Linked DNA regions of Homo sapiens: all the other regions are linked to region 1. Evidence: read pairs that join two places in POLR2A ChIA-PET (ENCODE). Cell type or tissue: Panc1. All regions are shown on one strand. Links, peaks and the distances in the headings refer to the core of each region. The heading gives the core; the rest is flanking DNA. Region 1 holds the start of TRK-TTT9-1 (tRNA-Lys (TTT) 9-1). Region 2 holds the start of TRQ-CTG1-2 (tRNA-Gln (anticodon CTG) 1-2). Region 3 has its middle 19 kb from the start of TRQ-CTG6-1.

Region 1 (8,353 bases), core at 2,681-6,680:
AGTTCACTGTACAATCTCTAATAACTAAGATAAAAAGTATTATTTAAGAGTGACAAATATTCTGTGCCTATGATTATTTAACTGAACCAAAGCAAAGAGTGAGAGACACTAAAATTTGGTTGGAAATAAGATGGAAAGAAGGAAAGAAGAGAAAGCAATCCTATCCTATGAGTTAGTTCCAATAGAAACCTGAACAGCCACCCTTTAGAACAGAGCTCTGCTAAGAGCTGAAAACATTGTGAGTAATGTTAGTAGTCAATTGCAACAAAGGCAAATGCCTTTGAATGATTTCCCCTGGCTCTTGATGTGTGGATAGATGGATAGATGTTACCAATACTACTTAGTTTACTTGATAATAGGGAGTGCTAACTTTGAATTTCAAGTAACTGAAACATTATTCCCTCCAAAAGAATCTCATTCTTTTCATTAGTAGGCCTATACTAGAAAAAATGTTGCTCAATTCTATAGTTATATTTTAAATTTTGTTAACAGTGTTGTTTTCTCAGCTGAGCGTGGTGGCTCATACCTATAATCCCAGCACTGCGGGAGGGCAAGTCGGGTGGATCACCTGAGGTCAGGAGTTCAAGACCAGCTTGGCCAACATAGTGAAACCCTGTCTTTACAAAATACAAAAATAGAAAAATTAGCCTGTCTTGATGGTGGGTGCCTGTAATCTCAGCTACTCAGGAGGCTGAGGCAGGAGAATCACTTGAACCTGGGAGGTGGATGTTGCAGTGAGCTGAGATTGCGCCATTGCACTCCAGCCTGGCCGACAGAGTGAGACTCCATCTCAAAACAAACAAACAAACAAATGTTGTTTTTTCTCTTACAATATAAAACTTACAGAATACCGTTGAGTTTTCCTCTTGACCCATCTGATCTTTTTACAGAAAACATTGGCTGACTCATAACATAGATCATGTTGGACTAGGGTAATATGAAGTAGGGCAGGAATAGTTGAAATTGTCAGCTACTGGAATTTGATAACATTTCTAGGAACAAGAATATTTTACCTTTTAGAGGAGTTCGTTTGGGGGACTTGAATTCAAACTCCTGATATTTGACTCAAAGTTCTCATGGTATTACTTCTCTACATTGTTTCAAAGTAATATTCTGGGTATTCTATCTGAGAAACAAACAAATTTAATTAAGCAGGCAAAACTAAGCAAACAAAACACCACCAGATCACCAACCACACACAAAATAGGTAAAATTAGATACCCGACTGCCAATTGTTGCTTATAATATTTATATTGTCTTTCTTGGGAAATGAAAGCCTCTGAAAGCTAATAAATACTAGTATGAAAAATGACCAGTGCATGAACTTCTTTCACCTTAAGTCAGGAAACCATTTGTGATAGGCTGAATAGTGGCCCCTCACAGATGTCCACATGCTAATCCCAGAAACCTGTGAATACGTTACCTTACATGGCAAAAGAGATTTTGCAAAGTAATTAAGTTTAGGATCTTGAGATGAGAAAAGTATCCTGGATGATCCAGTTGGGCCCAATATAATAAAAGGGAAGTCAAGAGTGAGAGAGAGAGAAAAAGAATATGTGACGATGCAACCAGAGGATAGAGTGATGTATGGGCTTTGAAAATGGAGGACTAGCCTGGCACGGTGGCTCACACCTGTAATCCCAGCACTTTGGGAAGGCATGGCAGGCAGATTACGAGGTCAGGAGTTTGAGACCAGCCTGGCCAACATGGTGAAACCCCATCTCTACTAAAAATACAAAAAAATTAGCTGGGCGTGGTGGCAGGCACCTGTAATCCCAGCTACTTGGGAGGCTGAGGCAAGGAGAATCACTTGAACCTGGGAGGCAGAGGTTGCAATGAGCCGAGATCACACCATTGCACTCCAGCCTGGGCGGCAGTGTGAGACTCTGTCTCAAAAAAAAAAAAGGAAAGAAAGAAAGAAAGAAAAAAGAAAATGGAGGACTGGGCCTTGAATCAAGGGATACAGGTGGCCGCTAAGAGCTGGAAAAGGCAAGGAAACAGATTCTCTTTTGAAGCCTCCAGGAGGAACAAAATCCTGCTTGATCTTGGACTTCTGACTGTATGAGAATAAATTTGTGTTAAGTTACCAAGTTTGTGGTAATTTGTTGCAATAGCAAAGGAAACAAATAAATGACTTATTACTCAATAGTGATTATAAAACAAAGAGAGAGGTTCTTCCTAATCCAGGGTTTCCCAGTCTCAGCACTATTGACATTTTAGGCTAGATAATTCTGAGTTGGTTGCAGATGCTGTCCCATGCGCTGTAGAATGTTTAGCAGCATCCCTGATAACTAATCATTAGATGCAAGTAGCACCCTTCCTCAGTGTGACAACTGGAAATGTCTCTAGACTTTGGCAAAATCACTCCTAGTTGAGAACCACTGTTCTTGTTCTTCTGCCTCTCACATCTCTCTTATCTTAGAATATATCACATCGATCTCTTTACTTCACCCACCATACCACTAGGCCGGTAGAGTAAAGTGATGGGGAGAAGGTATGTGAGGAAGGAAAGAAAAAGGCCAGCAGGTGAAGAAAAAGAAGAAGGTCTGGTGAGGACAATGGAGACGGTAAGACATGCAGAATTATGGAAGAATTCTCAAAATGCCTGCCACTTACTCTCACAGAGAAGTTAAAGGACTGAAAATAGGAACTTATAGTCCTCTCCTTATCTATATTTTAAGACCTAGATTTTAAGACTGAGCTATTACTATTATTCCATGTAGAAATTTGTAAATATGTAATTTTTATTGAAAGGACAGAGGAAAGAAGAAAGAGGGAAAGGATTTCTAAACCACACTGGTCCAAAAAGAGCTGAAAGAAGGGCAATGTTCTAATGATAGCCTGCTTTATTCCAGCTGCGCTAACCCAACCTTTCTGGAAGCCAGGCATATGGCAAGATTTGCTGCTTTCTTGGCCTGCCCTGCTCAGGAATGTAGCCTTTTGCTTTCCTGTGGGCAAAGCTGAATTTATTGATTTGTTCATTCATTCATTCATTCTTTCATTTCACAAATATTTGTTGAATGCATAGCCAGGTTCTGATTCTGTAATTGGTACCAAAGATACAGAAGTAGAGCAGTGGAGGGAGACAGACAAATACATCAAACTAATTGGTGCCAACGCACTCTCATCAAAGGCCTCCAGGGATACACCTGGAGTTGAACAAGTTGGGTTTATTACATGTTGCAGTGAGGGAGAACACACACCGTGGAAACCACGGGTGTCTCACTAATAGGGTGTTAGAAAAAAAATTATAAAATTTAGACTTTGGCGGGGTGATTTGGGAGAGGGTTTAAGAAAGTAGGGCTTTGCCATGCTTTGGATACTGTCAGGAAGTGGGGGTAATTTTTTGTTGTTGTTGTTGAGATGGAGTCTTGTTCTCTCGCCCAGGCTGGAGTGCAGTGGCGCGATCTAGGCTCACTGCAAGCTCTGCCTCCCGGGCTCACGCCATTCTCCTACCTCAGCCTCCCCTTCTGCCCACTACTTCAAAAAATACAAAAAATTATCCGGGAGTGGTGCGGGCGCCTGTAGGTTCAGCTACTTGGGAGGGCGAGGCAGGAGAATGGCCTGAACCCAGGAGGCCAGGAAGCGGAGCTTGCAATGAGCTGAGATGGCTTTACTGCACTCCGGCCCAGGCGACAGAGCAAGACTCCGTCTCAAAAAAAAAAAAAAAAAAAAAAAAAGAAAAAGAAAAGAAAAGAGAAAAGAAAAGCTTATTTATTTGTTTATTGAGATGGAGTCTCGCTCTGTCGCCCAGGCTGGAGGGCAATGGTGCGATCTTGGCTCACTACAACCTCTGCCTCCTGGGTTCAAGCGATTCTCCTGCGTCACCCTCCCGAGTAACTGAGATTACAGGTGCCCACCACCAAGACCAGCTAATTTTTTTTTTTTTTTTAATTAGAAACCGGGTTTCGCCATGTTGGCCAGGCTGGTTTCAAACTCCTGACTTCAAGTGATCCACCCATCTCAGCCTCCCAAAGTGCTGGGGTTACAGGCGTGAGCCACTGAGCCCGGCCTAATGTTTTAAATAATAGAATTACTGATTCAAAAATAAATAGTCCTGGGTTAGGCAGTCCCAGGTCTGGCACAGCTCCTCATGGAACAACTCTCTTCCTGTCTTCCTCTTCTGCCACATTTGCTGTGGGGTTTCTGTCCCCATGGTCCCTCTTTACAGGTGCTCAAAGTGTCTCACGAATTAATGAATACTGAACGAACCATGAGCACTATTTCCTGAACTCTCAGGCCATTCTTGTCTTTGAATGAGTTGGGGCTCCAGACAAAATGCGAAGAGAAAATTAGAGGAGGACTTGTATTTTTATTTCCTCCTAGCTCTGAAGAACCTAGACATTCCATTTCTGAAAGTGTGGGAAAAATACCAAATGGGGCAACAGAGAACCTTCATCTTCTTTCCACATTTTTTAATTCTCTCGAGCATTCTCCTCAATTAGGCCAATCGTTCCTTAAAACGGTCTCCTCCTCCTGGTTCCTCTCTCCAAGATGGCAAGGGAGCCTGCAAATTCGGTCTCCAAGGATCCCTCTGCCCAGAGCAACGAACTCCCTTTGGCAATATAGGAATAATCTTCATTCTCCCTGCAATTGTGCACATTAATAGGCTGTTTAATGAAAGTACAGTGTGGAGGTTAAATTATCTGCTTGGTGCTAAAATGGCTTAGGTGATTGAGCCACAACCCTGGTAGTTTCTGAAACCATGGATTTCCTGCAGCTTTTCTTGGCGATCCAATTACTGATGGGATTACATTATTTAAAGAATGAACAAAGTTTTCGCAAAAGAACCTGGGTAGCTCAGTAGGTAGAACATCAGACTTTTAATCTGAGGGTCTAGGGTTCAAGTCCCTGTCCAGGCGTTGAGTGTAGTTTTGACTTCTGCCACATAGAGAAGTCAAAACAGAAAACTTCTGCCACATGCGGCAAAACAGCCGTACACTTTACTAGCTTTACTTACTTATACCCTCCAGAGACTAACTAAATCACATATTTGTAAGCAAATCTAGGATTATGGTAAAGATAACAAGTAACTTGCACTGGAGTTATTGGACAGCCACTTTCAAATTCCCTTACCTGGTGGGGGATAACAACCTCATTCTAGAGGGTGTTGCAGTTTGGGAGGACCCTAGTAGCATGTAGACTCTGAGAGTTGGTAGTACACAAAACCCTGCAAGAAACACTTATAAACTAAAATCCAGACAGACTTCGAAATTGTTAGTCATCCATTTTGCGCTTTCGTTACAAAACTACTGTCCTCACTTTAAGATATAATCTATTAAAAAAAAAAAAACCCAGAAATGGGCTTTTGTGCATTTTTTCTGTGTACAGCTCTATAGATTTTTATAAGACTTGAAATGGGTTTTGGACAAAAAGTCAAGGTTTTTACCCGGTTTATACTGTGAGCATAGTAAGTGCATATTCTTTATCACTGGTTCCTTCATTTTCACTAAGTCATATGTACCCTGGAGAAGAGGAGTAGAGCTAACGAGATTTCTATCAGAGAAACCCTGTATTTGAAAAGTTGTGGAAGTTTTCCCGCCTTCAAAGTGGACCTCAGAAATCCTTCAGTAGGCAGGGCAGCAGGAATCGTCAGTCCCTGGATGCACCTGACATAAAAATAAAGTATTCTTTTAGCAGAAACAGGTATTGAAAGGTCAAAAGTCTGCTGTTCCCCAGACTGAACCTCCAGCTCTCTCTTAGGTCCTAATTCAGCTGGTCAAAGGATGAGATCTGTAAGAAGAGTGAGAGCGGCCGGGCGCGGTGGCTCACGCCTGTAATCCCAGCACTTTGGGAGGCCGAGGTGGGCGGATCACGAGGTCAGGAGATCGAGACCATCCTGGCTAACACGGTGAAACCCCGTCTCTAATAAAAATACCAAAAAAAAAAAAAAAAAAAAAAAATAGCCGAGCGTGGTGGCGCGCGCTTGTAGTCCCAGCTACTTGGGAAGCTGAGGCAGGAGAATGGCGTGAACCCGGGAGGCGGAGCTTGCAGTGAGCCGAGATCGCGCCACTGCACTCCAGCCTGGGTGACAGAGCGAGACTCCGTCTCAAAAAAAAAAAAAAAAAAGAGAAAAAAGAAAAAAGAAAAGAAAAAGAAGAGTGAGAGGAATTCATGCTTTCAAAGACTTTCAGGGTCTCCCAAAGCGTGTCTCAATCACCTGGGGACTCATGTTTCTTCCTGAACTTGAGGAGATGTGTCCAATTTAGTAATGACTGGAGTGAACAAGGTTTCCTCTTCAGAGGAATTAAAAGATACAGAAAGAGGCCGGGTGCGGTGGCTCACCCCTGTAATCCCAGCACTTTGGGAGCCCGAGGTGGGCGGATCACTTGGGGTCAGGAGTTCAAGACCAGCCTGGCCAACACGGTGAAGCCCCATCTCTACTAAAAATGCAAAAATTAGCTGGGCGTCGTGGCACGCGCCTGTAGTCCTAGCTACTCAGGAGGCTGAGGCAGGAGAATTGCTTGAACCTGGGAGGTGGAGGTTGCAGTCAGCCAAGATCACGCCACTGGACTCCAACCTAGGTGACAGAGTGAGACTCAGCCTCAAATAAATAAATAAATAAAAATAAAAGATAGGGAAAGAAGAATGAAAGTTATAACTTACAAGACAGAGGATTTAAATCTGTTGTCCCCTTCGACATTTTTTCTGCACTTTCACAGTTGGGATTTCCTGGGTTATTTAGGGTTGGGTGGGGGTGGGAAGTGGAATGACTGCCCACTTCCAAAGGTTTTGCAGGCGTAGAAGACCACCTCCCATGTCTCTTGTGCTTCTCCCTTTTTAGCACACCCATCCTAGTGCTAACTTTTCCTTTCTCCTCTCCTTCACCTTTCCCTAGGCCCTTCTTCTTTTCCCTCTTGTCTTCTCTTTTCTTCTACCTTTCATTCTCTGTTACCTCTCATTTGCTACTTAAGTGTTTCCTTTCCCATCCATAAGGGCAAAGTTGAATGAATCACTTGGTAATGCACCACCTTGAACATCAGAGATTCCATATTAATACATGTCCTCTTCTAATACATTTCATCACATCTTAAGTTCCATCTCATTCAAAGGCAAGAATGACCTAGACGTTGAAAAAGTAATATTTGCTGCCACAGTCATATTCAGCCTTCAGTCATGCATGAGACATGGCTGAGCACCTTTGCAGAAGAAAAAAGGAAGCAATGAGGTAAGAACCAAGACAACAAGAGACTTCACAATGTTTCCCGCAATAATGTCAGTTTCTAAATAAATAAATAAATAAAAACCATGGAAAATGATGAAAGGCTAGATTTTGTCAAGTATGGGACAGGGCAGGAAACAGAAAGCAGTGGCTGTGATTTACCTAAACTGCATTGTTCTTCTCTCCTGGAGGATTCAGAGTTGGGGAAAACAGAATAATTTTGGAGTCCACAAGTGCCGTATTGAAAATGTTAGTATGGTTTCACCCATCGAGGTCTGTGTTGTAGGTCCAGCATGCATCTGCTGTGCAATCTGACTTTGCATAAGTTGCCAGGAAAACAGTCCTATGGATTCACATAAATTGGTTCAGCTCAACACAGAAGTACAATTTTATTCTTCATTCTTGATTTATTTTCCTTCTGTTTTCATCCATTTCCTCCATTCCCCTCCCTTTCATCCCACGAGTCTCCTGCATTTCTTTCTTCTCTGAATATTATGTACTAGCAACCTCTGGCCAAAGAATGAGATGGATGTGAGGGTGAGTATAGGCATAGCTCTGAGCATGTAAGGGTGAAAGCTATACAAAGGGAGATGGAACCCAAGTTAATTTTAAGATTTCATGAGTTTTCTGTAGCCTGGGAACACTAGATTCAGGTTTTTCTTCCTTCCCAAATTTTACATTCTCTGGCTTTTTCTGCTCAGGTAAGCGTTTGCCTTGTCAAAGTGAGTATTGTGGAAATTGCTTTATCAGTATTAACAGATGGTAGAAAAGAGATTTTAAAAATGCTACATGTAATGGGATATTTGACTGTTCAGGTGATTAATCTGTTAGTAGAATTTGAAAACTTAGGTTTAAATTCTGTGTTGTCAAAAATTTTATTTATATTATGCCACGTGGCATTATTGGGGGAGGCACAAATGTTTGGGTAAAAGAGACTTCTTGCAGTCTTTGTTTCACCTTGCCTTCTTTAGGAAGCACTGCATTTCCCTCATCCTGTATTCATTCTTACCCAGTGCTCCTCTTAAATTACTTACTACAGCTCTAGTATATTGCTCAAATTACAGTTATGCCACTAACTGAAAACAAGGTACCCCATATCTGAGAATCCCATTAAATTTAAACAAGTTGCCTTATACTCTTAGGGGAGTTACTAAACGTAAAATAGCAGACAAACAGGTATGCCTCACTTTA
Region 2 (8,353 bases), core at 1,896-5,895, 53 kb before region 1:
GGGAGGCACGGACTTACCTTATCTGCCCCTGGAAACAGATTTGCTCTTGGATCTTGCACGAAGAGCCCTGTGAGAAACGAAAAGGGAACTTGTGTGATGGCGGCAGATAACGAACATTAGGGTAGAAACTTAGGTTCTTAAAGGGAAGACAGCTTGAGTTCGGAAATGAAGATATATTCCTTCAGGAAGGCCTGTTAAAAACACGAGCTATTGCGAGGTTCCATGGTGTAATGGTTAGCACTCTGGACTCTGAATCCAGCGATCCGAGTTCAAATCTCGGTGGAACCTGTCGTTTCTTCTTGCTTCCTCACTATTTTTTTCTTTCTAAAATAAATTTCCCTCTTAGATATGATTGGCAGGAATCTCCAGTTCATGTGAACCCAAAGTATGACGCGGACTCTGTACGGGGCCCACTGACTCTCTGCTCTATGTTCAGAGCAGGAGACCCTCATACCTCCTTCATTTTACTACCCTCCTCACCACCACCTAACAGATATTCTAATACCCAAAATAATTCGAGTTGAGTTAAACTTTTTACTTGATTTATTGCTTTATGAAATGCAGTTAATTCACTTCAGAGGACAAAAAGGACTCAACAGATTTGAGGGAAAAGAAATATTCTTGTATGTATCTTTTTCCCAAGAGAATGAGGCTTTATAATGCCTTTTAGGTGCAATCACTAGAATTTATAGGTGTTTCATTTGCCACTGAGAAACAAGGATTAGTGAAAATAAATCTGTACTTTAAATAAAAATTGCTTAAACTCTCTTAGGTATTTGAACACTATTGGATCCTCACATGGTAACTTCAATCACTGTCAACACGGTAAGTAAATATCCAGATACACCTTCTAAGTGCTCTGTTGGTCATTTCTGTGACATTAACCCGCCACACAGAATTGCTGTCAATGCTGAATACGTCCCATAGAATGATAGAGCTTTAAAATTGTATCCTAGGATGCCTCTGTGATTATTTTGTCTTCATAAAACTAAATGTCTCTTGTTGCAAGTTAGTTTATTTTCTGGTAAATGTTTGGATTTGTCACAACTTAAGGAAAGACAAAGAAGTTACTGGGTCTCTGAAGAATTAAGGCCAAAGTGCTTTCCTTAGTTTGATTTTATCTATTAGTATTTATAAAATTGTGTCTTTTAATTGTGGATACAGGGTATCAGGCTATATGTTATAATCTTTTTTCATTTAATCTTATATTGCTAAAATTAATCATCTCTTTTGTTGTATGTAGCTACCATTCATTCATTGATTTCATGTTAGCTGCTGTGTAATATGAACATGCCACAGCTCATTCATTCATCTTTCCATTAATGGGAAACCAAGAGATGTTTATAATATAAATTTGATTTTGAATTATGGCAATTCTTGGGTCACAAAAATTAAAAATTATTTTACTGCAGAGGAAATTCCTGATTCTGCAACCATACATTTAATGGAGAATTTATAACTTTGAATTGTCATTTTCATTTTCCAAATGCTTCCACACATAATGATTATTTGCCCTTTTATATTGTACTACCCATTCCTTCTGATTCCTCATGCATTTTCTAGTGTTAACTGCTAGCAGCATTATGTTCCCCAGCATGGAATGCCTTTGCTAGGCCTTATGCCACCACTGCCTCTAAAAGCTTAAATATCTACCTGCATTTAGCAGATATCTATTCATTACCCTTACCAAGGCAAATGTTGCAAGAAAATAGATGCTTACCTTTAATTTAGATGGACCTAATTTGCTTCTAAACATTTCTTCATAGACTTTATTATACTTGCATAAAGATGCATCATGATAAAATACATAATTTTGGAGTTTTTCTCCCTTGTTTATATACATGTTTCTTCTGAAAGAAGAAATACATCTGATTGGAAAACTTAGGGCACATGCGTGCCATCCTAGCTACATAGAAGCCTAAGAAATTGTTTTAGACAGTTTGGACTACTATAACTATATAATGTTTGTTGACTTAAACAACAAACATTTATTTCTCACAATTCTGAAGGCTGGGAAACCCAAAATCAAGGTTCCAGCTGATTCAATGTCTGGTGAGCCCTCCCTTCTTGATTTGCAGCCTACTGTCCTCTTGCTCTATCCTCACATACTGGGGGGACAGAGAGAGAGAGAGAGAAACAGAGAGAGAGAGGCTTCCACATATGCATTTGAGTCCATTCAGTCCATAGCAGGAATTTAGTTATCACAGAACCATTGAGGATGCACAGTTCATTGGTAGAGAATTCTCCCTAGTCATATGAAGTCTTAGGCATATTAGACCACTATGTTCATCAATATGATTATCTATAATTTCTTTTCTTCCTAAACTTTTCTTTTTCCATCAATTTTCTCTTTCATTATGATTCAGCCACAGAATCTGTTAAAATAGGCCGGGCACAGTGGTTCATGCCTGTAGTTTCCACAGTTTCAGAGGGTGAGGTGGGTGGATCACTTAAGGCCAGGAGTTGGTGACCAGCCTGAGCAAGATGGTGAGTCCCTGTCTCTACAAAACTAATATTTGTTAAATAATCTGTTAAAATATTAGTTAATAATTACTAAATTTTGAGATGTAGAAACAAAATGGAACTAAAATGATGAATAACAATAATACACAAAATGGGATGTTGTAATAAGGATCAAATTATACTGGAGTCATTTATCATAATAAAAGATAATTTTTAGAACTGTTTACTGAAGTTATAATTCATGCAAATGCTGAACGAATGACTATGAAATTAGTACTTGTCTGAGGGCATGGCCAAAGCTACGCAGTAGTGCCTCTTTGCTGTGAATAAAATGCCAGGATGTAAAAATTTAAGAATTTTATTGAAAAACTAATTATTATTAGCATTATATTTAATGTATTATATTTTATATTAATATATTACTATAAGAACTGTATTATAATCAAAACTTTACTAGTCAAAATTTCAAAGGTTGATATTATTGTGTATTGATATCATTTACTAGATTTTTCTTCAGTCACCCTACAGCACAGCTGGGCCAAAAAATAGATGCCCACTTTTAACTTAGATGGACTTCATTGCTTCTAAACATCTCCTCTTTTCTTCAAAGACTTTGTTATACTTGCATAAACAAAGATTTGTCATGATATAATACAAAATTTTGGAACGTTTCCCCCTTGTGAAAGTTTAATGTGACAAAATAGACATTTTGCTTTTAAGTTATTTTGACAAAATGAAAAAAATTGTCAAATAGAACTTTTGTTTAAAGACTCAAGGCTAATATAGAAAATAGTTTTTGAAGGTATTTTTAAATATTCTAGAAATGAAGAATTAAGATATAATTACAACTTTATTATTCTTCATTTTATTCTAATGTAAATATTTATAATATTTGTTGAGAATAAAAGTATGTGATGTTCTTCCTATACAGCAATCTAAAGAACTCTTATATTTATATTAACTTCCTTATATTAATTTCAATTTTATTAATTCTTAATATTACATAAAATATAAAGTTTTTCACAAATTATTAATTATTGAAGCATTTTATCCCTAAAATAGTAAAAATCCATTCATATTTCAATGATTGACAGTATCTTAACAAAGCTCACAAGATTTTCACTCTATGCTTAATAGCTAAAATTCTTATTCTTGTACTAAACAATAACAGTACTAAAAAATAAATAAATAAAATAAGACAACTATACTATTCAGATACTAAAAGTAAACCTGGCCTTTTCCGCCTGTGGACACTGCTGAGGAAGCACTGTTAAACGCCCTTCTTCCCACTGCCATCATATCTAAGTCAGCGTCTCCTAAAGAGCCCGAACAGCTGCTGAAGCTTTTCATTGTCATTGGAGGGTTGAATTTTGTTTTTTTCGGTTTTGTTTTTGTTTTTTTTGAGACGAGTCTCTTTCTGTCGCCAAGCTGGAGGAGTGCAGTGGCGCAATCTGGGATCGCTGCAACCTCCGCCTCCTGAGTTCAAGTGATTCTCCTGCCTCAGCCTCCCAAGTAGCTGGGACTACAGGCGGGCACCACCACGCCTGGCTAAGTGTGTGTGTGTGTGTGTGTGTGTCTGTGTGTGTGTAGTACAGACGTGGTTTCACTATGTTGTCCAGGTTGGCCTCCCAGAGTGCTAGGATTACAGGCATGAGCCACTGCACCTGGCCAGGAGGGTTGAGCTTTGAAACAACTGATGAGAGCCTGAGGAGCCATTTTGAGCAATAGGGAACGCTCACGGACTGTGTAGTAAAGAAAGATCCAAACACCAAGCACTCCAGGGGCTTTGGGTTTGTCACATATGCCGGTATGGAAAAGGTGGATACAGCCATGAATGCAAGGCCGCACAAGGTGGATGGAAGATTTGTGGAACCAAAGACAGCTGTTTCAAGAGAAGATTCTCAAAGACCAGGTGCCCACTTAACTGTGATAAAGATGTTAAAGAAGAACTGAAGAACATAAACTAAGAGATTATATTGAACAGTATGGAAAAATTGAAGTGATTGAGATCATGACTGACCGAGGCAGTGGCAAGAACAGGGGCTTTGCCTTGTAACTTTTGATGACCATGACTCCATGGAAAGGATTGTCATTCAGAAATACCACACTGTGAATGGCCACAACTGTGACTTTAGGAGTGCTCTGTCAAAGCAAAAGATGTTTAGTGCTTCATCCAGCCAAAGAGATCGAAGTGGTTCTGGAAACTTTGGTGGTGGCGTTGGAGGTGGTTTTGGTGAGAATGACAACTTCGGTCGTGGAGGAAACTTCAGTGGTTGTGCTGGCTTTGGTGGCAGAAGTGGTGGTGGTAGATAGGGTGGCAGTGGGAATGGCTATAACAGATTTGATAATGATGGAAGCAATTTTGGAGGTGGTGGAAGCTACAATGATTTTGGCAATTACAACGATCGGTCTTCAAATTTTGGACCCATAAAGGGAGGAAACTTTGGAGGCAGAAGCTCTGGTCCCTATGGTGGTGGAAGCCAATACTTTGCCAAACCATGAAACCAAGGTGGCTATGGCAGTTCCGTAGCAGCAGTAGTTACGGCAGTGGTAGAAGATTTTAATTACTGCCAGGAAACAAAGCTTACCAGGAAAGGAGAGTCAAAGAAGTGACAGGGAAGCTGCAGATTACAACCGATTTGTGAACTCAGCCAAGCCCAGTGGTGGAAGGGCCTAACTGCTACAAAGAAGACATGTATTAGACAAATACTCATGTATATGGGCAAAAAACTTGAGGACTGTATTTATGACTAATTGTATAATAGGTTATTTTAGTTTCTGTTCTGAGGAAAGTATAAATCATTTCAACAAAGGGTTTTAATATAGTGTGTTTTTTTTTTTTTGCACCTAGGCTGTTGGATGCCAAATGTAATAGTCTAATCATGACTCTGAATAAATGTGTCTCTTTGAAAAATGTGCTATGTAAAGTTAGTCTACTCTGAAGCCATCTTGGTAAATTTCCCCAACATTGTGAAGGGAATTCCTTCAGGGTGATGCCACATTCTATTTGGAATTTGTATATGACCTGCTTGGGTGGAGAAGCCATTATCTTCAGTAACCTTGGTGTAGTTGAACTGATAGTTACTGTTGTGACTTGAAGTTCACCATTAAAAGAGTTCACCGGGCCAGGCGCGGCGGCTCACATTTGTAATTCCAGCACTTTAGAAGGCTGAGGCAGGAGAATTGCTTGAACCCAGAAGGCAGAGGTTACAGTGAGGAGAGATCTTGTCATTGCGCTCCAGCCTGGGCGACAGAGTGAGACTCCAACTCAAAAAAAAAAAAAAAATTAGGCTCAAGGATTCCAGAAATAACATGGAAGTAGATATCTGGCTATTTGACTTTCATTCTGGGATGGGGGTAGGGGGTTCTTTACAGCCTGGGGCAATGAAAGTCTCAGCTCCCTGTTCTGCTTTCTTCGAGAAGTGTGTGTGTGTGTGTGTGTGTGTGTGTGTGTGTGTGTGTGTGTGTGTGTTGGAGGTAGAGGGAATGCACCTTGTTACAGCTTGATGGAAGTCTAGATTCCCCACTTTGCCTTTGCTGTTGTGTGTGAAGGTTTGGACGACAGTTGTTTTTTTTTTTTTTTTCCTCTTCCAGCTTCCCAAGAGCAGAAGTCCGTAGAAATGGAGTTTGTAACTCCACTGAACACACAAAATTAGCTAAAAAAAAATAACAAGTCACAAAACAAAAATTTTAAAAATGTAAAACTTTTAGAAGTAGAGTCAGGCTTCGGCCGGGCGCGGTGGCTCACGCCTGTAATCCCAGCACTTTGGGAGGCCGAGGTGGGCGGATCACGAGGTCAGGAAATAGAGACCATCCTGGCTAACTCGGCTAACTCGGTGAAACCCCGTCTCTACTAAAAATACAAAAAATTAGCCGGGCGTGTTGGCGGGCGCCTGTAGCCCCGGCTACTCTGGAGGCTGAGGGAGGAGAATGGCGTGAGCCCGGGAGGCGGAGCTTGCAGTGAACCAAGATCGCGCCACTGCACTCCAACCTGGGCAACGGAGCGAGACAGTGTCTCAAAAAAAAAAAAAAAAAAAAAAGGGGAGTCAGGCTTTGGTCCAATAACTCATTAAAAGATTATTATTATTATTATAATTATTATTATTATTATTATTATTAGTTTGAGACGGAGTTTCGCTCTTGTTGCTCAGGCTGGAGTGCAATGGCATGATCTCAGCTCACCGCAACCTCCGCCTCCTGGGTTGAAGCGATTCTCCTGTCTCAGCCTCCCGAGTAGCTGGGATTACAGGCATATGCCACCACGCCGGCCTAATTTTGTATTTTTAGTAGAGACAGGGTTTCTTCATGTTGATCAGGTTAGCCTCAAACTCCTGACCTCAGGTGATCCGCCTGCCTCGGCCTCCCAAAGTGCTGGGATTACAGGCGTGAGCCACTGCGCCCGGAAAGACTTATTCTTTCTTATTCTTATTCTTATTCTTATTCTTATTATTTTGAGATGGAGTCTCGCTCTGTAGCCCAGGCTGGAGTGCAGTGGTGCGATCTCGGCTCACTGCAAGCTCCGCCTCCCGGCTTCACGCCATTCTCCTGCCTCAGCCTCCCAAGTAACTGGACTACAGGCGCCCACCAACACGCTCGGCTAATTTTTTTGTGTTTTTAGTAGAGACGGGATTTCACCGTGCTAGCCAGGATGATCTCGATCTCCTGACCTCGTGATCCGCCCGTCTCGGCCTCTCAAAGTGCTGGGATTACAGGCGTGAGCCACCGCGCCCGGCCTAAAAGATTATTTTATATTAGGGAAGTGTTCTCAGCCTCCTGTTCATTTGCCCTTGCTTATTTTGATTTTGTGTATTATGCAGCACAAACATTCACTGCCTTTTCTTTTCTTTTTTTTTTTTTAGACAGAGACTCGCTCTGTCACCCAGGCTGGAGTGCAGTGGTACGATCTCGGCTCACTGCAACCTCCCCCTCCCAGGTTCAAGTGATTCTCCTGCCTCAGCCTCCTGAGTAGCTGGGATTACAGGTGCAGGACACCACGCCCGGCTAATTTTAGTATTTTTAGTAGAGACAGGGTTTCACCATGTTGGTCAGGCTGGTCTTGAACTCCTGACCTCGTGATCCACCCGCCTCGGCCTCTCATAGTGCTAGGATTACAGGTGTGAGCCACCCTGCCCGGCCTGCCTTTTCTACCCTTAGGGACACTATGCTGTATTAACTATCTTCACAGCTCTGTAGGTTAAGCCCCCTCTGCTTACATAGCCAGATAATCATTATTGTATGGCTTGTCACCCATGTTTTCAACTTAAAAACACATGAATCATCACACAAACATTTTACAACGTCATCCGCACCATAGAGATTTTTAAAACATCTATCTCAAGAACTCATATAAAAACCAGAAATTTTTAGCAATTATATGTCACTTTGTTTCAGAGACTCCTTGAGCACTCATACCACTCAAGCTGGGGTCCTCCTTGCCAGCTTGGCAGTGAGTAATATAGTTGTCAAATCACATTTTACCATCTGCTTTCACAGACCTCTTCTGATACCAGCTGTGAAAGTTTGGGATCGCTGGAAAGCAAACACTAAGATGCATTACAAGTGCAAGGGGTTATTGACAATAATGCCCATAACAATAAACAAAGAGGAGAAGGAAAGATGAATGCAGTAAGAGATTTCAGACCATGATGTGGGTCTGGCATGGGCAAAATTAGAGAAGGAAGAAAGTAGGATTGGGTAGAAAAACCCTGAGGTTTTGGCACAGCTCTGAGAAAGTCTCGTCCAGCTTTGGTATAGAAATTGCTCATAGATAAGACCCCAGTCAAGCGGAAATGGCCAGGCTTTAGCGTACACCCACTCTGCTCACCAAGAAGAAAACAACCTCAGTTTGAACACTGTAGAAGACGGTAAAAGTGCTGTAGCTGAAGATGGT
Region 3 (8,353 bases), core at 2,144-6,143, 200 kb after region 1:
TCATCAGATGGAAGTAGTATATTCAAGACTGAGCCTGATTAGGAGAAGAGGTAGTAAGCAAGCTACAAGTAAAAATGGCCAGCTCTCTGGCAGGTGGAATGGTGCCTACACCACCTAGGAATCCCCATAGCCAAATGGGGACCATGATTACAGGATGCAGACTCTGACATCTTCTGCTAGTTCACAGATAGCTCAGCAAAGCTGAAGCCTTGAGGGGTAAAATGGGCTGCAGCCACTGTCAACATGAAAACAGGGGACATTATCACTGACAGTGGAGGAGGTCACAGTGCCCAATGGGCTGAGTTACTCACAGTTTGGCTGGCAGTGTTCTGGGGATGGGGAGTGAGGCACCAATCTGTCACTTTGTTCTTTCTGTGGAGCATGGCAGCAGAGGCCTGGAAGCATAATGCCTTTGTTAGCCTTTCTCAAGCTGTGCCCGCTGTGGGAAACCTGGTGAAAAGTTGGATTGCCATCCTGGACCTCAATCTGTGAACAACCAGAGTGACTCCATGTCCTGCCAGTGGTCAAGTATGCCAGCATTTCTAATGGCACAGTGTACACTAACAGAACTCCAACCCTGGCTTACCATGTGAGGATCTGATACCCATCACATTGGAGGGAGCTGAAGGTGCCCTGTTTTAGTTTAATTGGTTTAAGGTGGCAAAATATCACAACCACAAATAACAAAGCCATAGAGAGCTGGTATTTGGATGCACCACACTCCTTTCATTACTTGGATGAGAAGTGCCCTGCCAGTGATCCAGTTCCTCCCCTCTCCTTGTCTGTAGTTCTCAGAATACTGTAGGATGTGCTGGAAATGCAATATACTGAGATAGGGAAGAACTGTCCTGGACAGTGCTTACTTTGTTCCTGTCTCCTTTACAAGGATGTCCTTCAAACCTTTGCCCAGTGCATTCCATTGCTACTCAGGTATATAACCCACAGTGGGCTACCTTTCAGGGATTCTAGCTGCAGTATAGTGGGGAATGTACAGTTGAGACTCCATCCTCCCCAGAAACTTTCTTAAGCCTTGGGGGACTAGCTTGTTATGAATCTTAGTCTTCTGTTGTCTCTTTCTGCCTATCTGTAAGTAATAAACTGATTTATATAACTTGTGGTGTGTGAGTATGTGCTGTCTCACCTGACTCAAGCAATTGATAAGACTCTAGCCCAGGATGCAGCGGGTGGAAACATTCTGGCTCCATTCCTGATGGTCCACATAGTGATGATTTTTGCTAATGACCTCATTTTTGAATCCATTTGATATCCTTTGGTCTTCATTTTACTTCCCTTCTTGATATTTACACTTCCTAAAACACTTCCCGTGGCATCAATAACACCAAACCCTTTTCTCCTTATAAATTCCCACCTGTGAGGCCAACCCCAAGCTTTAAAAGATGCCATTTTTGGCCAGGCGCGGTGGCTCATTCCTGTAATCCCAGCACTTTGGGAGGCCGAGGTGGGCGGATCACAAGGTCAGGAGATCGAGACCATCCTGGCTAACATGGTGAAACCTCGTCTCTACTAAAAATAGAAAAAAAAAAAAAAATTAGCAGGGCTGGTAGCAGGTGCCTGTAGTCCCAGCTACTCGGGAGGCTGAGGCAGGAGAATGGTGTGAACCCAGGAGGTGGAGCTTGCAGTGAGCAGAGATCGCGCCACTGCACTCCAGCCTGGGCGACACAGCATACTCCATCTCAAATAAATAAATAAATAAACAAACATAAATAAAATAAAAAATAAAGGATGCCATTTTTCAGGGCTGGGCACGGTGGCTCATGCCTGTAATCCCAGGTTTGGGAGGCTGAGGCGGGCAGATCACGAGGTCAGGAGTTTGAGACCAGCCTAGCCAATGTAGTGAAACCCCATCTGTATTAAAAATACAAAAATTAGCCCCATTGCACTCCAGCCTGGGCGACAGAGCGAGACTCTGTCTCAAAAAAAAAAAAAAAAGCCATTTTTCAAGTGTTTGTCTTGGCCCTTTAGCCCCTCTCAGTTTCCTATATAATACCTCAATATAATTCCTTATTGGCCTTTCAGTTTTATACTATCTCCTCTCATAGCTGCAGAACTTGCCTGAAGCTATTCCTTATATTGTTATACCCAAGCGAGTTAGAGAAAACACCACACTTTGAGACGAATTAAGAGTCCTTTATTTAAGCCGGCGGCCAAGAGAGGGCTTGACGCTCCAAAATTCTCCTGGCCCGAGGAAGGGGCTCGATTTATTTTTATACCTTGGTTTAGGAAGGGGAGGGGAGCTCAAATGCAATAATTCTACAGAAGTAGAAACATGCAAGAATCAAAAAAAACAAATAGTTACAGAGAAATAAACAATTTAAAAGACAAATGGTTACAAAAAAAGCAACGGAACCAGGTGCGGGGCTCTAAATCCTTCATAAGAGTTAGATATGGATGCTATGCCGGACACAGACTCAAGGCTTTATGTTGTTATCTTTTTTGAGCAAAATCCTGGGAACTTCATACATTGTTCCAGTACCTTGTCAGTTAATTGGGCTCCTTTGAAATGCTGAGGATCTGCTTACACAGGTTAACTGCTTGAGGAAGCGGGTTGGGTAAGGACCCCTTAATGTCTTGTAAATCAAGGGGCCAGATGGAGTTCCTCTGGCTTTCCCAGCTAAGTGAGAGTCTATTCATATGGGAAACAAGGCTAGGTAATTAAAGAGACAAAAAGGGAAAATCCAAAAAATAGGTTTAGTAAATACAAGGTTAGGCATTGCAATATCCTATTATCCTACTCAAACATCTCTACTTGAGCATATTTGAAACTGAGTACTTAATTCCCCTACCCCCAAAAAGGATGGAAAAAATGTTGCCCTCTCACTATTGTTTTTTATTTCTCCATTTATATATTGCTGCATTACAAACCACCAAGACCATAGTGGCTTAAAACAATAATAACTTCATTTTGCTCCCCGATTTGCAGTTTGGGCAGAGTCGGCTGGTCTTTTCTCCACAGGGTGTCAGCTGGGGAATCCACTTTTAAGCTGGCTCACTTGTGTGGTTAGCAAAGTGGAAGTGGCTTTTGCATGGGAGCTCAGCCAGTGCCATGTACTAAGGGCTTTGGTTCTTTTCTCTGGAGGTGGATGACCTGACGGTACACAACTTAGGCTGCTGCACTGGTGTTTATTATGGTCATTCACTATGAAGGAACAGTGGGAGGCGTGCATATCTTTCAGAACTGCACATTGATTCCTGGAGAGGGATCTTGGGTTGTGGGACTTTCAGCTACATGATTAGGGAAACACAAGCCACAGTGTAATGGGGCATGGAAAAAGGCATATTATGCTAACATTAGTCAAAAGAAAGCTTGGAGTAATTTTAATTTCAGACAATGTAGACTTCAGAGCAAGGAAAATTACCAGGAATAAAGAGTGGCATTATATAATAATAAAAGGGTCAATTCTTCAGGAAGATATAACAATCCTTAAAGTGTATACGTTTGTGATGGGCTAAACTGTGTGTACCCCTGCCCTGCCCCCCATAAATTCGTATGTTGAAGTTCTAACCCCCAATATATCAGAATGTGAACATGTTTGGTGACAGAGTCTTTATAGGGGTGATTAAATTAAAATGAGGTCATTAGAGTAGGCTCCTTCCTCCGTCTCCCCCCTCCCATCCTTTTGGATTGGGGTCTCACCGTTTTGACCTCATTCAACCTTAATTACCTCCTTAAATGCCCTATCTCCAAATACAGTCACGTTGAGATTAGGGGTTTGGCACAGGAATTTTGATGGACACAGTTCAGTCCACAACAACCCCCATCCCTAAATTTACTTAGCTTTAAAACAGATACAACCGGCAAGACAACACAACATGAAGTGATTAGCTGACAATGTGGTGCAGCCTCTGGATGCTTAAGGTGATGAAAATATAATTAAGCCTGTCTGCATAGGTTCGAACCTGCCGGCTACAATCCTGTCCCACGTATTGACAGTTGTGAATCTCCCGCGGTGCATTTTCAGACGAGATCGGGCGCGTTCAGAGTGGTATGACCATAGACCCGCAGTGCATTTTCAGCCTCCCTCCTGGCCTATACCCGTCATGCAGACACTAACCAATCCTTAACCAACCTCATCCTGGCCTCTTGATTTGTAGAGTCTTCGCTGAGGGGAGGAGGGCCTTACTCGTGATGTGTAAGAAGAGCAGCAACCAAAGGCTAACGTGAGAGTCACTTTTCAAAGCACCTTTTCAGCAAACAAGAATCAGCTGTCGAGTTACCAGCTCCTGTGGCTCCTTCCCCGCAGTCTCCACCAGGCGGCGCGCCCCAGGAAGCCGGACGCCTGCTACCGCGGGCCGCGTTTCTTTGTGCAAACTCAGCAAGGCCTGGCAGCCTTGGAGAGCAGGCCTTTAGCAAGCCGCGGAAACGCAACTGGGTGCCAGGGTTACTCGTTGCATTTGTGGTGGGCAGAGCTTCCTCCAAGCAGTCAGAGGAAAGCTCTCTGAAGGTGTGTAATTTCGTTTGGTAATTAGCATATAATTAGGTCTTGGGTAGGGCATGGGTCAAATCCAGCGCCACGTTGGACTCAGACGGTTTCAGACAGCTTAGCCCTCATCCTGTTTATTAGGGTCTTATCAGCCCAAGCTCTTCCTTGTCCTTGTAGCTAATTTTAACAGCTCCTTTAGGAGCTGTTAGGAGCTTAGGAAAGCTCTCCGACTGCTTGGAGGAAAGCTCTGCCCATGAGACTGCTCGGAGGAAAGCTCTGTCCACCACTACAGCGCTAAGGATATCGCCCAAGCTCTTTGCTAAATGTCTCTTGGGAAAAAGCTCCTCATGAAGCAGGTAAGACTGATTTGTAGTTTAATGACCTGCAGGTCCCCACATGAACACGAGGAAAGGGACGTGCAAGGCAGTGTTGAAGAAACATCAGCAGGTCTATTTGAGGTTCTCACCAGGTATCTTTCCTGATGGTGGGATGGGAACTTGGGGCCCTGTTGTAATTCCAGATCTGGGAAACTGCTGATTTCTCCTTCCCCCCAACTCTCCATTCCATCTCCTTACCACTCTCGTTATGATAATTGTCCCATGGTGCATTAATTCTTTTCCAGCCTTGTCGTTCAAACACTTATGTTTCCTGTAAGTACCATTAACAGCTTCTCTTGAACTGGTTTCTCTAAAAATTCCTCCTTTACCTTTCTTCTAAAGTGTCGGATCCTTTACCTTTCAAAAACGAGGAATAGGTCTCGTGGCTCATGCCTAGCGAGACCTCATCTCCACAAAAAATAATAATAAAAAAATTAGCCAGGTGTGGTGGTGTGGGCCTGTAGTCCTAGTTACTGGGGAGGCTGAGGTAGGAGGATCACTTAAGCCCAGGAGGTCAAGGTTATAGTGAGTTATGATCGTGCCACTGCACTGCAGCCTAGGTGACAGAGCAAGACCCTGTTCCCCACCCTCTGCAAAAACAAACAAACAAAAAAGCATCCTGATAAACATAGACATGAAATTGAAACATACAGGTGAAGGGTCACAGATTTATGCCTCAGTCTTCTCATCTGTAAGACAAAGACAGCCTCATCACTTTTAATGAGGTGAGCGAATGAGGGAGGAGACCACCCCTCATATTGTCTTATGCCCGATTTCTGCCTCCAAAGAAAGAAGAAGTAAAAACTAAAAAGCAGAAATGAAATCCACAGGCAGACAGCCCGGCGCCACGCCCTGGGCCTGGTAGTTAAAGATTAACCCCTGACCTAACACTGGTTATGTTATCTATAGTTTCCAGACATTGTATGGAAAAGCATTGTAAAAATCCCTGTCCTGTTCTGTTCCGTTCTGATTACTGGTGCATGCAGCCCCCAAACATGCACCCCCTGCTTGCTCAGTTGATCACGACCCTCTCATGTGGACCCCCTTAGAGTTGTGAGCCCTTAAAAGGGACAGGAATTGCTCACTCAGGGAGCTCGGTTCTTGAGACAGAAGTCTTGCCGATGCTCCAGGCCAAATAAACCCCTTCCTTCTTTAACTCGGTGTCTGAGGGGTTTTGTCTGCGGCTCTTCCTGCTGCACATTAAGTGAGGTACACCACTGCATATTACATGGCAGGTGCTCAGTCTCCTCCTTCCACTTCCTCACTGGTTTTCTAGTGAAGAGAGAATGAAGGGGTGGGTTGCCCCTCCACACCTGTGGGTGTTTCTCGTAAGGTGGAACGAGAGACTTGGAAAAGAAAAAGACACAGAGACAAAGTATAGAGAAAGAAATAAGGGGACCCGGGGGACCAGCGTTCAGCATATGGAGGATCCCACCAGCCTCTGAGTTCCCTTAGTATTTATTGATCATTCGTGGGTGTTTCTCCGAGAGGGGGATGTGTCAGGGTCACAAGACAATTGTGGGGAGAGGGTCAGCAGACAAACACGTGAACAAAGGTCTTTGCATCATAGACAAGGTAAAGGATTAAGTGCTGTGCTTTTAGATATGCATACACATAAACATCTCAATGCTTTACAAAGCAGTATTGCTGCCCGCATGTCCCACCTCCAGCCCTAACGCGGTTTTTCCCTATCTCAGTAGATGGAACGTACAATCGGGTTTTATACCGAGACATTCCATTGCCCAGGGACGGACAGGAGACAGATGCCTTGCTCTTGTCTCAACTGCAAGAGGCATGCCTTCCTCTTATACTAATCCTCCTCAGCACAGACCCTTTACAGGTGTCGGGCTGGGGGACGGTCAGGTCTTTCCCTTCCCAAGAGGCCATATTTCAGACTATCACATGGGGAGAAACCTTGGACAATACCTGGCTTTCCTAGGCAGAGGTCCCTGCGGCCTTCTGCAGTGTTTGTGTCCCTGGGTACTTGAGATTAGGGAGTGGTGATGACGCTTAACGAGCATGCTGCCTTCAAGCATCTGTTTAACAAAGCACATCTTGCACCGCCCTTAATCCATTTAACCCTGAGTTTGACACAGCACATGTTTCAGAGAGCACGGGGTTGGGAGTAAGTTCATAGATTAACAGAATCTCAAGGCAGAAGAATTTGTCTTAGTACAGAACAAAATGGAGTCTCCTATGTCTACTTCTTTCTACACAGACACAGTAACAATCTGATCTCTCTTGCTTTTCCCCACAGAGAAGGCCCATGCAACACAGACCTAAACCCCTTTGAGAGGAAAATAGGGCATTTGGTGGAGGGGAGGGGAGGAGTCCTGGCTTGCGGCTATAAAAATGTTTTTCCACTCAGATTATTTTCTGAAAGAGGCTGAGATCAGGCACCTGAGTCACTGAAGGGTTCATGCTAGTGGAGTGAGAGGGCCAGGGGAACAAGGAAGGTGATAAATCTCATCTCTATTTGATAGGAATGCTGGGTAGTCATAGGAGAAACATCAAGCAGTAATTTCACATAACAGCAAAAAAGGAGCTGTTAAAATTAGCTACAAGGACAAGAAAGAACTTGGGCTGATAAGACCCTAACAAACAGGATGGTGGCTAAGCTGTCTGAAACCGTCTGGGTCCAACATGGCGCTGGATTTGACCCATGCCCTACCCAAGACCTAATTATATGCTAATTACCATACGAAATTACACACCCACCAGCGCCCTGACAGATCGAGTACGCCCATATTTAATATAAAAATGGGTGGCATCTCAATTTTATGAAACCTTCGCCTTTCCCCCAGAAAACCTCATGATTAGTCCACCCTCTAATTACAAGAGCCCATAAAAATAGAAAACTCAAACTCTGTTGGGCACGACTCATTCTCATGAGCTCACCCACACTTCCCTAAGTGTGTACTTTTGCTTAGCAATAAAAGCTTCTTGCCTTTGGCTTCATTCTGACTCCTCCCTGAATTCTTTCTTACGAAGGTGTCAAGAACCTGGAAACTGGCTGGGGCTGGGGCTGGGGTCTCACTGGCTTCTGGAAACCCTTCTGAGCCCTCTGGCAACACCTGTAGTGTAAGCAGCAATTCAGTGCTGTGATGCCTCGGTCCCAGACCTTTTTGGCACCAGGGACTGGTTTCATGGAAGACAGTTTTTCCATGGACAGGGGTTGGGGGAGAGGGGAATGGTTTCAGGATGATTCAAATGCATTACATTTATTGTGCACTTTATTTCTATTATTACATTGTGATATATAATAATTATACAACTCACCATAATGTAGAATCAGACGGAGCCCTGAGCTTGTTTTCCTACAACTAGATGGTCCCATCAGGAGGTTATGGGAAACAGTGACAGATCATCAGGCATTAGATTCTCATAAAGAGTGGGCAACATAGATCCCTCAAATGGGCAGTTTACAATTGGGTTAGAACTCCTATAAGAATCTAATGCCTCAGATGATCTGACAGGAGGTGGAGTTCAGGCGGTAATGAGAGTGATGGGGAGCAGCTATAAATACAGATGAAG

Evidence for each region. Peaks named below come from ENCODE experiments on the same cell type or tissue, not always from the same donor. Only the 100,000 strongest peaks of a DNase experiment are listed, where the experiment ranks them.
Region 2: POLR2A ChIA-PET joins it to region 1 with 6 read pairs; 2 of 35 experiments call an interaction of 5 or more read pairs at or near these places.
Region 3: POLR2A ChIA-PET joins it to region 1 with 5 read pairs; 1 of 35 experiments calls an interaction of 5 or more read pairs at or near these places.

The regions. Positions count from the first base shown.
Region 1 is chr6:27,571,278-27,579,630 of GRCh38, forward strand. TRK-TTT9-1 (tRNA-Lys (TTT) 9-1) reads left to right here and starts at 4,790; the gene lies at 4,790-4,862. In Panc1, for the core only: no CTCF peak of the experiment used is centred there; a DNase peak (open chromatin) is centred at 4,864; H3K4me3 peaks cover 673 bases.
Region 2 is chr6:27,519,313-27,527,665 of GRCh38, forward strand. It overlaps TRQ-CTG1-2 (tRNA-Gln (anticodon CTG) 1-2), which reads left to right and starts at 217; the gene lies at 217-288. It also overlaps the pseudogene HNRNPA1P1. RefSeq lists a silencer at 250-299. In Panc1, for the core only: no CTCF peak of the experiment used is centred there; no DNase peak of the experiment used is centred there.
Region 3 is chr6:27,768,354-27,776,706 of GRCh38, forward strand. No RefSeq gene overlaps it. Among named protein-coding and RNA genes, the nearest start is that of TRQ-CTG6-1, 19 kb to the right of the region's middle. RefSeq lists enhancers at 2,025-2,665, 2,666-3,305. In Panc1, for the core only: CTCF peaks have their summits at 4,277 (motif pointing right) and 4,536; a DNase peak (open chromatin) is centred at 4,208; H3K4me3 peaks cover 1,134 bases; H3K27ac peaks cover 471 bases.